Linked DNA regions of Homo sapiens: region 2 is linked to region 1. Evidence: read pairs that join two places in POLR2A ChIA-PET (ENCODE). Cell type or tissue: HepG2. All regions are shown on one strand. Each heading gives the region's core, and the rest is flanking DNA. Links, peaks and the distances in the headings are about the cores only.

The links. Peaks named below come from ENCODE experiments on the same cell type or tissue, not always from the same donor. Only the 100,000 strongest peaks of a DNase experiment are listed, where the experiment ranks them.
Region 2: POLR2A ChIA-PET joins it to region 1 with 10 read pairs; 9 of 35 experiments call an interaction of 5 or more read pairs at or near these places.

The regions. Positions count from the first base shown.
Region 1 is chr14:31,024,896-31,027,807 of GRCh38, forward strand. It overlaps STRN3 (striatin 3), which reads right to left and starts at 1,484. Exons shown (of 18, transcript NM_001083893.2): 1 at 1,009-1,484. The coding sequence starts at 1,290. It overlaps AP4S1 (adaptor related protein complex 4 subunit sigma 1), which reads left to right and starts at 754. Exons shown (of 6, transcript NM_001128126.3): 1 at 754-892. RefSeq lists enhancers at 433-532, 603-712, 1,823-1,982 and silencers at 702-883, 1,023-1,282, 1,373-1,692. In HepG2, for the core only: CTCF peaks have their summits at 681, 1,553 and 1,764; DNase peaks (open chromatin) are centred at 454, 786, 1,626 and 2,046; H3K4me3 peaks cover 2,500 bases; H3K27me3 peaks cover 518 bases.
Region 2 is chr14:31,228,416-31,231,327 of GRCh38, forward strand. No RefSeq gene overlaps it. Among named protein-coding and RNA genes, the nearest start is that of HECTD1, 22 kb to the left of the region's middle. In HepG2, for the core only: no CTCF peak of the experiment used is centred there; a DNase peak (open chromatin) is centred at 1,456; H3K4me3 peaks cover 267 bases.

The sequences.
Region 1 (2,912 bases), core at 195-2,694:
AAATAACCCTTTCAAAAAGATGCAGCAATTTTGAGATCCAGGACATGAGCTGTTAACTACCAACAGCTTCCAAATGTGCAGCCTATCAAAGGTTCACATTATGAGGATCGAGTCAAGCTCAACTATGAAGGGTTCCGAGAACATCTCACTTTGCTTCTCCTGCAAGAGTAAGTAACATGATATAACTACGTTTCACTTCAAGGGAATATTAAATCTCTTCAGTCGTTTCATAAATACAGCATCGATCGTCTGGTTTGGTTTTTTTATAGATAAAGAAACGGATGGGGGAAAGGAGATCTAGTGGAGAGTACTGTAAAAAGAAAAATTCAGTGCTGAAAGCGTTGATGAGTCACTAAGTAAGGAATAACTACAGAGAATCCAAGTGAGTAAGGCAGCATCTCAGGTGAGAAAGTACTTAAAGTTGACGATGGGAAATAAAACTTCACAGGTCAGTCCCAAGTCACTGTGCACCCTAGCAGCCCAGGAAAGAAGCGTGGCTGTCAAGGGGCAAGCGCGTACCAAGTCTGAGGGAGGGGGCCAGATACGCCAAATCGGAAAGGGGGGTGGTCCGGAAAAGGGGGGTAAGATGCCTATCCTAGTCCCTCTCTTCGGGCTCTTCATCTCAAGAGGAACAAACAAGAGCAAACTCAGTGTTGAGAGGCCCCAAACCGGACTCTCCCACAGAGAGGTGCTCGGTCCCAAGCCCCGGAGGCCCGGGAAGGCCGCCTCCGGAGGAGCCCCCGCAGACGCCATACTAAAAGCCAAAATGGCTGCCCCGAGGAGGCCCGCACCGCGTAGCCAGTGAAGGTTGGGGAGCAAGCTTATGCGGGAAAGAGGGAGGGGGACTCCAGGAAAAGCCGTTGAGAGGACCATCACAACCTGAGCAGCACAGGTAGGTTCCGCTCGGCCTCCCAAGGCGCCGGCTCCGGCTGAGTGGAGTCCCCAGCCCCACCCCCCGGCCGGGAACCCAGCCGCCGCAGCTCCCGCACACCGACCCCAACGAGGTACCTGCAGTTCGGCCCGTTCCACCTCCCAGTGCGCCCGCTCCATCTCGAACCGAGCCCACTCGTGCTGGATGTAGTGCAGTATCCCCGGGATAGTGTACTGCTGCGGCCGGGACAGCTCGGGGCCTGCCGCGGGACCCGCTCCCTCGGAGGCCGGAGGACCCCCGCCGCCCGCCGCTCCGTTCCCCCCGGGCGAAAGGCCCAGGTTCCCCCCAGGTCCCTGCTGCTGCCGGGGAGGGGCCGCCATCCCCGGGCCGCCACCACCGCCTCCGGCAAGCTCGTCCATTGTGTGTGGGGCCCCGGCCGGGGCGCAGGGCGAGACGCCGACAGCTGGGGGAAGGGCCGGAGAGGGTGGCCCCGCGCTGGCTGCGGGGCGGAGGCCGGCCGGGAGAGGGGCGGGGAAGGGGTCGTTGCTGTGTGCCTGCCGTGGGTCAGAGCAGGGAGCTGCCGGCTGCCGCCATTACAATCCCTCCTCCATCTGCCCGTCTCACTCACTCACTTTAGGGGAAGGGGGGGCCTCGGCGGGAGGGGTGGGGGGAGAGTTGGGAAGGGGATAGGCGGAGGGCCGTCACTAGCGCACAGCATGCTGGGTAGCGAACGCAGCCTCACGCTTAATCGCCAAATAGAGTCCGGCCTCACCCTACGCCGGCGCACTGAGAACGCAGCCCGGGTCGCCGTTAGAGGGCGGGGAAAGAGCTCGGGCTCCGCCCCTAGGCCCGCCCTCAGACCCGATCCGGTGTCTGGCCGCAGCTACCGGACACCTGGGCTCCGACTCTGACTTTTGGAAGCGAGGCGGCCTTAGGCTTCCTGGTTATCAGTTTCCTTTTAGCAGGCCGTCCCCGGGCGCTGTTTCCTTCCCAGGGGTCTCTCACCCGTGTCCCGGCTTTCTGAGCTGGTTGTTAACCTGGCTGGTCGCTCTGGCCGACCGCATCCCGTCTCGGATTCCTGACGTTTCTTTTTCATTCTTTGAGTGTTTCAGGCAGTCCCAAGGGTGGGCCCTCTTTCCCTTCCTGTCACTCGCTCTGCCTCTGGTTTCTTAGAACCAGTCAGTTCTCTGCTGGCAAATAGCCAAGATCCTCCGGCTGTGGTTACTGATTCCTCGTCTCTGTCTTGAGCCTGGGCTTTGGTCCCATTTCTATGCGCTCGGTCGCCCGTCGTAACTTATTCCACTTTGCGTCCCCTCTTCTTTCCTTTTCTGGAATGGGTTGTGGGGGGGTTGGGAGAGGGGGAGGAGCGATTTTTTTTTTCTTGGGAGAAGAAGAGGTAGTGAATTCCTTTAGATCTTGACGATGATGGGTAGAGGGAGAGAAGTTTGAAGGAGACTGGCTAGACTAACAATTTGATACGGTAGAAATGAATGGGCTCACAAATATTGTCATCAATAGACTATTTTGATCGAAACAGAAAATAAAAGCACTGTGAGTACAACTTAAAATCCTAGATGAATGTTCTCCTGGGTCATTAAATGTTTAAGTGAATATGGCCGGGCGCGGCTGCTCAAGCCTGTAATCCCAGCACTTTGGGAAGCCGAGGTGGGCGATCACTTGAGGCCAGGAGTTCGAGACCAGCTTGGCCAACATTGTGAAACCCCATTTCTACTAAAAATACAAAAATTAGCCGGGCATGGTGGCGCACACCTGTAGTCCCAGCTCCTGGGGAGGCTGAGGCACGAGAATTGCTTGAGCCCAGGAGGCTGAGGTTGCAGAGAGCCGAGATCGCACCACTGCACTCCAGCCTGGGCGACAAAGCGAGACTCCGTGTCGGCAAAAAATTTAAAAAGTTTGAGGAATGTAACATATACATAAGAGACAAGGCTAATATTTTAAGTACAATAGTGGGTACTTTTATGTGCTTAGTTTCCTAGAAAATATCCTAATGCACTAGTGTGTTTCTAAAAATTAATATAGC
Region 2 (2,912 bases), core at 272-2,771, 200 kb after region 1:
AATGAGGTTGAAAAAGATTTCTGTATACCTAGGTGCCAAAGGTGAAATTCTTCATCATAAACATTTAAGGATTGAATATTAGCAGGGCTATCAGTTACACTTAGAACACTAAAGTAGTTGTTGGTGATTCATTATAGGTGAGTTTTGGCCTTTTGCTCCTGTCCAAGTTGGAAACACCTTCCACACTCAGGTTTTGTTGGTTAATAAAGTTTTGACCACAGTAATTCCTGAATATTAATGAAAAGAGTGAGTCAAAGTAGTAAATGACCTGGTTAATATGTACTGGTATGATTCAAACTTACTATACAAAGATACTCATTCTAAGGAACTTACTTTGTCCTTCTCAATCTTGAGGAAAGTTAGCTATATTGAGTGTTCTGCAATCTCACTAACCATTGCATAATTTTCCTTATGATATCCTACTTTATCAAGGGGTGGTTAGCCTTTGCCTTACTCTCTTCCAGCTTTTTAAAAACACATTCTTTGTAACCAAATAAAAATGAAATCTGTTTTATTCTTCTTTCACACTCAAAACAAGCTTTTGATATTCTTGGAGTTTTTGTTTTGTTTAGCAAAATCAACCTATGTCCTTTCATTAATGGTCTGGAATCTTATTAGCAAACAAAATTTGCAGGTGGCTTTTATGTTACTGTTAGTATCACACTGTGTACAGAGGGGACATGGAAGACACTAAAAATAACTAATCTAACCTCAGTAAATGTACTGCACTATATGGGCTGAATATTCTCACAGACTTAAAGCTCTGAGTAAGATAGTATTCATTCCTAGAACAAATGATAATTGAAATCTTTATTCTCTTCTCTTTTAGGGTTCCCCACTTCCTCTTTCCCCCTAACCTGGGCATAGCTACAGGGTTTGTGTGTGTGTGTGTGTGTGTGTGTGTGTGTAAAGAAATGACTTGTAGTCTCAAAAAACTAAGCACAGAACCTTCTTTGCATAGTGATTTCTTCTATCATATACATTCTATATTGTCACATTCATGAAATTACAACAGAATTTGTAATAATACAGCAATGGCTGTTCTCCATTTGAACTATTTTAGTCACTGAAAAAAGTGTGGTGCCTCTGTCAAAGATTTACTTATATATTACCAATGGATTAATAGAAATATATTGAATGTTGATTAATTTGTTTCTTCTAGTTCTTTAATTCTAATATTAAGTTTATTTGAAGCTACAACCCATAAGTGTCCAGCTTTTCATTTCTTTCATAAATAAAGCTGGAAGTGATTATAAGTTCATATCCTCATTTGCTTCTGATTGATGCTTCCTTATAGGCTCTTTCTCCCCACCCCTCTGCTCCTCCCCAGTGTTACACAACACTACGGAGCCAGGAACACAATGTCAACTGTCAACGTCTTTCTAAAGGCAGTGGGTGATATTTACACACGTAAGCTGCTGGCACTAACAAGGTGACTGGAGTCAAATGTAAACCACGGGTTTATCATTCCCAGTCAAATATATTGTGCAATGGGGTAGCAATAGGCACTGTGTGAAAGGTTGCCTAACAAGCCGCCAGCCTTAGGATTAGTCAGCTCCTTGCTGTGAGATGTGTGTGAGCGAGATACTGGAGGTCTCTGGTGATAGAAAAGCACGCTGGCCAATGGCAAGAACCAAAAGGAGGGGAAACTCAATTTTTTGGCAAACAATTTGAATCTTAGCAAAAGACCTTTGTTCTCTGAGGTGCAGAGGCTGAGAGGTTACTGAGAAACATCCAAGAAAAGGACGTTCTCTGTGAAAACTTCCCCTCCTATACAAAACTTTATAAACTGGTACGATTTCTGGCCATTTAAATTTATAGTGAAATCAAAACATGTTTCTGGGGAAATCTTTTTTTTCTTTTCGTAATAAAAGTTGTAATTATTATTTTTTTAAGACAGAGCCTCGATCTGTCGCCCAGGCTGGAGTGCAGTGGCACTATCTCGGCTCACTGCCACCTCCACCTCCCAGGTTCAAGTGATTCTCCTGTCTCAGCCTTCTGAGTAGCTGGGATTACAGGTGTGCACCACCACGCCCAGCTAATTTTTTTTATTTTTAGTAGAGACGGGGTTTCACCATGTTGGCAGGCTGGTCTCGAACTCCTGACCTCAAGTGATCTACCCACCTTGACCTCCCAAAGTTCTGGGAATACAGGCGTGAGCAACCGTGTCTGGCCCAAAAATTTTAATTATTAAAAACAACATAAACAGACTATAGGAAATTAGAAAAACAAAGCAAGGAGAAAAACACTCATAATCCCTTTTGCTAAAACCCAACTATATCACAGTAGCATACATTCTTATTATCTGAACTGTTTTTCATGGTTGTAATCACATGGTTATTTTTGTCATGTGATCATTTTTGGTAACTTGTAAGATTATTTCTTTCTATAGGGTGCTACCTAACAATATTTTAAATAACTGAATAATATTCCATTCACCATATGGTTGAACTAACATTCACTTTATTCCAACAAATAGGCTATTTCCATTTTATGTTTTTATTATAAATAACACTGACATAAACATAACTTGAAATACAGCTTTTCTTACGAAAAATTGTTTTAATTTAAGGTGATTTATATTAAGTATAAAGCTTGCATAAAGCATATAAGAAAAGCTTAAAGAAAAATAATAAAATGGTGAAACCTCATCTCTACTATAAATACAAAAATTAGCCAGGCATTGTGGCACACACTTGTAGTCCCAGCTACTCGGAAGGCTGAAGCACGACAATGGCTTGAACCTGGGAGGCGGAGGTTGCAGTGAGCTGAGATTGCACCACTGCACTCCAGCCTGGGCAACGGAGTGAGTCTCCATCTCAAAAAAAAAAAAAAAAAAAAAAAAAAGAAAGAAAGAAGAAAGAAAGAAAAATAATAAAATGGTCCAGGTGCAGTGGCTAATGCCTGTAATC